Linked DNA regions of Homo sapiens: region 1 is linked to region 2. The links are chromatin contacts, found by Hi-C or POLR2A ChIA-PET in ENCODE. All regions are on one chromosome and are shown on one strand. The core of a region is the stretch at or near the end of the contact, and the rest is flanking DNA. Distances in the headings are between cores, read along the strand shown. Region 1 holds the start of C19orf12 (chromosome 19 open reading frame 12). Region 2 has its middle 47 kb from the start of LINC01791.

Region 1 (3,659 bases), core at 1,160-3,659, 1.5 Mb after region 2:
AGAACGCTGGCCCCGTCTGAGTTTTGACTCTGGCTGGCCGTGTGAACACCACCTAGCACCCTAGGGCATTGTTGGGCCCATCAGCAAGAGAATGTTTTGTCAAGGTGGGGGTAGAACTGGATTTCCCACTACCTTGGGCCCATGAGGCTCATGGGACTTTGGAGAAGCCGCTCATTTTCACATTCTGTAATGTAAACAAGAATAATCTAGATTCATATATATTACCTCCTTTTATGTTGAGAACAACCCTATAGGATAAGTACTACTCTTGTTGCCATTTCCCAGATGAGGAAACTGAGGCACGGAGACGTGGAAGAACTTTCCCTAGGTCACTGTAAGCAGCATAAAGCATCGCTGTGTGCTGGGCCAGTGCCATTTCCGCGCCACCACCGAGACCCCACGGCACGCCTTGCTCACTGTGCAGGAGGCCGCAGTTGCCTTTAGGAGCATGAGGCACTGTGTGCTCCATCTCTGGGGTTCAGAGTGTGCGGTCATGTTATGCCTGCATTCGTATCAGAATGAGGCCCAGGAGGCTGATGGGTTGCAGATTTGCATGCAATGGCGCGATCTCGGCTCACTGCAACCTCCATCTGCCGGGTCCAAGCGGTTCTCCTGCCTCAACCTCCCGAGTAGCTGGGACTACAGGCTTGCACCAACCATGTCTGGCTCATTTTTCCATGTTTAGTGGAGATGGGGTTTCACCATGTTGCCCAGGCTGGTCTCAAAGTCCTGGCCTCAGGTGATCTGCCCGCCTCGGCCTCCCAAAGTGCTGGGATTACAGGTGTGAGCCACCGCGCTGGGCTGCATGAACCTCTTACATGCTTGCCTTCTCTGGAGGGCCTGGACTTTGAAGCTTCTTTCACTCCCAGCATCTTTCCCTACACAGGCCCTCTTCCCCACTATCTCTGGGGGAGGAGTCTGCAGGCCAGTTCTGCAATGTGCCGCCAGAGGGAGCTGCCCGCAGAGAAACGGGAGCGCCACACTCAGGCCCCAGGAAGGCAGCAAGCTGAGTTCCCCTGGCCTCAGTTCACTTTCCCTCTTGAAAGTCACCCAAACTCAAGCAAAAGCTCCGATTCAGGAATAAATGGGGTTGTTTTATCCCAGCCAAGGCCTGGGGAAGCTTGGTATTAAGAGCGTTTGTTCCATTCTTTTAAAAATGGAAAAGGGTCCGTCCTCTGGGTGCCCATGGCACCCTGGAAAGCAGGCAGAGTGCTGGTCACAGGCGGAGACTTTGAGATACCGAGACCGAGGCTGGAGTTTGGGCCCTGAAACTTTCTAACCAGGATGGCCTTGGGCAGAGCAGCCTGTGTTTAGAGCTTCCCATCTGTAATATAGCAGTGACAACCATGCCTGCTTTGCAGGGTTCCTGTTAGGATTAATTCTCTATAGAGCCCCCCAGAAGCCACTTTTGGATTTGAGATGGTTCAAGGCCAGACCTTGCATGACAAGAGTAGGGACAGCTTTCCACAGGCCTCAATAAAGTAGTATTCCCAGGCAGTTCTGCAACCCCAGCCTCATGCCCTTTGCACCTTCCTAAGAGGCTGCCTTGCCTCAGCTTTGGTCCCCATCCAAGACTCCTAAGAGCAAAGCCAGTTCTTTTCCTTTTTTTTCTTTCTTTAAGAGACGGTCTCACTCTGTCACCCAGGTTGAAGTGCAGTGGTGGGATCATAGTTCACTGCAGCCTCGAACTCCTGGGCTCAAGCAATCCTCCCGCTTCAGCCTCCCAAAATGCTGTAGGTCACAGGTATGACTCACCCACCCGGCCTAATTTTTATTATTATTTGTAGAGATGGGATGTCACTGTGTTGCCCACGCTCGAACTGCTGGGCTCAAGCAATCCTCCCTCCTCAGCCTCACTGGCAGCTGGGATTACGAGTCCCACCCAACCTGCTTCTCCTTTTGCAACCCCCAGACCCAGAGGCTCCAGAGCAGGCTCTGGAACAGAGGAAATCTGGCTCCGGCCCACACATTCACCAAATACTGACGCAGCACCCTTGACCTCCAGATGCCCCTGTGCTCTCTTCTGTGCCCAGGCTGCGGGGAGAGAGGGGTCCTCCAGGCCAAAGGGAGGGAGGTCTCCGGGAGGTCCCCGCGGTCCTGGAGGCAGGTGCGCGGGGCCCGGATGTGATCATGCGTGCGCGTGGGAGAAAGGCAGGGCTGGGCCTGCGGGAGCGCGGCCTTGCGGTTCCCAGGACTCTTCTCCGGGCGCCTCGTCTCCTTACGCCACCCGCAACCCAAGCCAGGGCCCCGGTGACAGCGGCGGGGTGGGCCAGGACCGGGGAGGGGGTGCCCAGCAGCGACCCCCGGCTCCCCCTAAGGCCGGGCGCAGCTCGGAGCCAGGAGCTGGCCCGGCGCGTGGCTTCCCGGAAGGCCCGGCGCAGCCGGAAGGTGGGACGGAGGGCGGGGCCAGCGCCGGGGCCGCCACCAAGGCCTGCGCGACCCTCCGCGGGGCTGGGGAGCTGGGCGGGGAGCCCGGGGCCTGCCAGGCCCGGGCTGCAGCCGCGTCTGATCGCCGAGCGCGCCGCGTAGACCTCCGCTCCCCCAGGTAAAGGAGCGCCCGGAGCCGGGGCGGGGCGCCTCCCAGGCCGCGCCCCGCGAGAGGAGGGGGCACCCCAAGAGCAGGCCTGGAGACCCGGGAGTGCCTTGGGGAGAGGGTCCCCGCCCTGCCGGGAGCCCGGCCCTCCCGGTGCCGGGGTGGACACTGTTAGTGTAGTCATTGTCCCTATGGAGAAACTGAGGCATGGAGAGGCTGAAGTCACACAAGTAAGCAGCAGAGCTGGGACTAGAGTCCCGGGCCCTGGCTCGCTGTCACCCAGGAGTGGCGTAGGCATGGGTGTGGTGGGTGGGGGTGGGGTGCGGGTGGTGGATGTGGTGGGAGTGGGTGAGGTTGGGTGGGGTGGGGATGTGGGTTTGGCGGGGGTGGGGTGCGGAATGTGATGGGTAGGGGTGGGGTAGAGTGGGGGTGGCTGGTGGGGCAGGGGCGGGGCTGGGGGTGGGGTGCTAGGTATTATAAATGTGAAGCGGATCCTGACAGGACACCTGTGGGGCAGCGGAGCTGGGCTGAGCCATATGGGAAGAAAATCTGGGCGCTAGTTTAGATTTGGTCAGGAAGGGTCGTTAATGCTTTAGGAGGTGAGATTAGTTTTGGGGATGGCAGGTAGTTTGTTGAGCTTTTGTTTAGACAGTCTTGCTCTGTTGTCCAGGCTGGAGTGCAATGGCGCGATCTCGGCTCACTGCAACCTCCACCTCCCTCGTTCAAGCAATTCCCCTGCCTCAGCCTCCCTAGTAGCTGGGATTACAGGCGACACCACCAAGCCTGGCTAATTTTTTTGTATTTTTAGTAGAGACGGAGTTTCACCATATCGGCCAGGCTAATCTCAAACTCCTGACCTTGCGATCCACCTGCCTCAGCCTTCTGCAATGCTGGGATTACAGACGTGAGCCACCCCGACCAATTTTTGTATTTTTTAGTAGAGACGGGGTTTCACCATCTTGGAATAGCACCTGTAGTTCCAGCTACTCGGGAGGCCGAGGCGGAAGAATTGCTTGAGGCCAGTTCCCGACCAGCCTAGGCAACACAGGGAGACTGCGTTTCTGGAAAAAACAACAACAACACCAGCAACAACAAAAAGCAGGAAGGAAGGGGAGAGGGAAAGAGA
Region 2 (3,537 bases), core at 583-3,082:
CATTGATGTTCTTTGATGTTTCTTGTATACATATATACATACACCATCATAAAGAACGTGAGTTGTAAGTAATTGCATTGTATGGTTTTTCTTTGAGAATTTGGTGATTTTCCTCCAAAATTTAACAATTTTAATTTAATTTAATATTTAATATTTAATAATAAATTTAATTTAATTTTTAATAGTTTTTTTAAGCCAATTGGAAAACTCTACTATAGATCCTATATATAGAAAAAAATTATAATACCTTTTTTTTTGAGACAGAGTCTCGCTTTGTCGCCAAGGCTGGAGTGCAGGGGCACGATCTCGGCTCACTGCAAGCTCCGCCTCCCGGGTTCAAGTGATTCTCCTGCCTCAGCCTCCCAAGTAGCTGGGATTACAGGCACACACCACTATGCCCGGCTAATTTTTTTATTTGTAATAGAGGCAGGGTTTCACCATGTTGGTCAGGCTGGTCTTGAACTCCTAACCTCGTGATCCGCCAGCCTCAGCCTCCTAAAGTGCTGGGATTATAGGCGTGAGCCACCACACCCAGCTTAGAACCTTTTTCTGTAAATATTCCTATTAATGTAAAAAATCATTTTATTTTATGGTTAAAACAACACAATTGGGACCAGCTATCTTCAGAGTTTTAGTTTTTTAAAGCTCACATTTTTACCCTATTTCTGATATTTCTTGTCTACACTTATACCATGGATATTTCTTGTATACACTTATACCATTGATGTTCTTTGATGTTTCTTGTTTACTTGTATAGCATTGATGTTATTTAAGATTATTTTATGTGCTCTGTGGACAGATGCTTCTAATTTAATGTTTTCATTAAATTCATTTGTGTGATTTACAATTTATGACAGATGATTCTGACTTCCCAGTGAGTGACAGCAATTTTCCTTTTTGAGTAAATTTATTTAAGTAAAGACCTGACTCATATTAAAGAAAAATATGAGTACAGGGTAGTATTGACATGATATAGCGCCACAATTCTGAATGTGGTATCTAAATGACTAATGTCTGGGAAATGCTTGAAACACCTACACTGGAGATGTATAGCCAACCAACCGAATATCTTCATTTTTGTATCAATATTTGGTACCTGCCAACTTTTTAAAAATTTTATTTTAATCCCCTCCTGCTTTGTTACATTTTTGGCAAAGAGGGAATGGTCTATGGATGAGGGTTGAATGCTCGGTTCTTTTTTTTTTTTTTTTTTTTTTTCTGAGACAGAGTCTCGCTCTGTCGCCCAGACTGGAGTGCAGTGACCGGATCTCCGCTCACTGCAAGCTCCGCCTCCCGGGTTCACGCCATTCTCCTGCCTCAGCCTCCCGAGTAGCTGGGACTACAGGCGCCCGCCACCACGCCCGGCTAATTTTTTGTATTTTTAGTAGAGACGGGGTTTCACCGTGTTAGCCAGGATGGTCTCGATTTCCTGGCCTCGTGATCTGCCTGCCTTGGCCTCCCAAAGTGCTGGGATTACAGGCGTGGGCCACCACGCCCGGCCTGCCTGATTCTTTAGGAAATAGGTCTTCAGGACCCCCACACTTAATCCTGGGATGTGAAAGTGATAAGTCTCAGTCAACTTAGGTGCAATGCCTTATCCAGGTATGAATGCAGTCTTTCCCTGAGCTGAATAAAACTCAAGAATCAAAGACTCTGTTCTTGCTTTCTCAATCTGCTGTTGTCTCCACTCAGCTCACTTCCTATGGAAAGGACTCAGGTATGGGGCAGAGTCACTTCCTGCACCACACCATCAGCAAAGCTAGCTCCTCTTGGCTGGCGCAGGCCCTCTGGCTTCCCAGCTATGAGGTCACGCCAGCTGAGAATTCAATGATCTGTCTTAACCACAGTGACTCATGCAGCCTCTGGTTACCCTGCGGCTGGGACCCAGTTCCTGTACAGGAAGACATATTTTAAATGATTACATGAATGACGGAGAGTGCGCAGAGGGCTTTCAAAGATTTGGAACAACCAGCCGGAAGCGCCAAAACTTACCCGGGTTTGTTCAACCTCATTTGGTTTGAGAATTAGAAGGACTGGTCCCGACGGGTGCTCTCTGACTACTGCTAAGAATCTCTCGTCCTTTCTAGCAGTGATGGCCTGGCGGCCACACTCAGCACAAGTTAACGATTCCAAGTGCAGGAAGAAGTAAGGAGTGAGAAATAAGAATAAAATAAAAAATAAAATCCCCCTAAATTGTCGCAATTTGAAAACTTTTCTCAAATCCTCAAAGGAAGATAATTGTCTAAACTCCAGGGGCAGCTCGAGGCTCAGAAGAAAGAGTGTAGACTTATTCTAAAGAGAATGAGAGTGAGGACTGGGCACCAAACGTGCGCTAAGTGCCAGCACGCTCATTCCTTTTATGTAATCTGCTCCTCTCCTCCATTGCGTTTTTTTCTTTTAAATAGACTTTATTTCAGTTTTTGGTTCACAAGAGATACAGAGATTTCCCATATACCTCCTGTTGCTTACACATACATGCAATCACCCCGTTACCAACATCCCCCACCAGGGTGGTACCTTTGTTACAACTGAGGAACCTACATTGACCCATCATCACCACCCAAAGTACATAGCTATGTCAGTGTTCACTCTTGATGTTGTACATTCTATGGGTTTACACAAATGTACAAAGACATGGATCCACCATTATAGTATCCTATAGAGTAGTTTCACTGTCCTAAAATCTTCTGTGCTCTGCCTATTCATCCTTCCCTCCTTACCCCTGGACACCACTGATTTTTTTTTTTTTTTTTTTTTTTTTTTTTTTTTTTGAGACAGAGTCTCGCTCTGTTGCTCAGGCTGGAGTGCAGTGGTGTGATATTGGCACACTGCAACCTCTGCCTCCTAGGTTCAAGCAATTCTCCTGCCTCAGCCTCCTGAGTAGCTGGGACTACAGGTGCATGACGCCACGCCCGGCTAATTTTTTTGTATTTTAGTAGAGACGGGGTTTCACCATGTTGCCCAGGCTGGTCTCAAACTCCTGAGTTCAGGCAATCCACCCGCCTCCGCCTCCCAAAGTGCTAGGATTATAGTCTTGAGCCACCGCACCCAGTCAATCTTTTTACTGTCTCCATAGTTTGCCTTTTCCAGAATGTCGTATGGTTGAAATTGTACCATATATAGCCTTTTCACACTGGCTTCTTTCACTTTATTATAGGCTTTTGAGATTCTCCCATGTCTTTTCATGGCTTGTTAGCTTCTGTCTTTATAGTGCTGAATAATATTCTGTTGTCTGGGTGTACCACATTTTATTTATCCATTTGCCTACTGAAGGCAGTCTTGGGTGCTTTCAAGTGTTAATACTTATGAATAAACCTGCCATAAACACCCATGTGCCTTTTGTGAGACATAAATTTTAATCTCCTTTGGGTAAACATCAAGGAGTGGGATTGCAGGATGGTATGCTAAGAGGATGTTCAGTTTTGTAAGAAGCCACCAAACTGTCTTCCAAGTGGCTGTTCCATTTTGCATTTCCATTGGTACTGAATCAGAGTTCCGGTAACAGAGTTCCCCAGTACTCTTGGAAGCACTGGGAGT

What was found. Hi-C counts contacts between places; a loop is a spot of excess contacts on that map. ChIA-PET counts read pairs that join two places held with the same protein, here RNA polymerase II (POLR2A). Pooled maps may share reads with other maps.
Region 1: a loop to region 2 is called in a map of CD4-positive, alpha-beta T cell, with 6 times the contacts of the local background. The contact joins the promoter of C19orf12 here to the enhancer-like site in region 2. A Hi-C loop is called at or near these places in 1 of 168 maps with a recorded cell type or tissue (CD4-positive, alpha-beta T cell) and 6 of 50 pooled maps. POLR2A ChIA-PET finds 5 or more read pairs at or near these places in 1 of 52 experiments (activated CD4-positive, alpha-beta T cell).

What each region holds. Positions count from the first base shown.
Region 1 is chr19:29,714,011-29,717,669 of GRCh38, reverse strand. It overlaps C19orf12 (chromosome 19 open reading frame 12), which reads left to right and starts at 2,409. Exons shown (of 3, transcript NM_031448.6): 1 at 2,409-2,545. RefSeq lists enhancers at 1,050-1,269, 1,815-1,914 and a silencer at 2,085-2,874.
Region 2 is chr19:31,212,591-31,216,127 of GRCh38, reverse strand. It overlaps a transcript of TSHZ3 not described here. Among named protein-coding and RNA genes, the nearest start is that of LINC01791, 47 kb to the right of the region's middle. Within about 2 kb of position 1,832, at least 7 of the 41 ENCODE cell types and tissues checked have a DNase peak (open chromatin) inside an H3K27ac peak, as active enhancers do.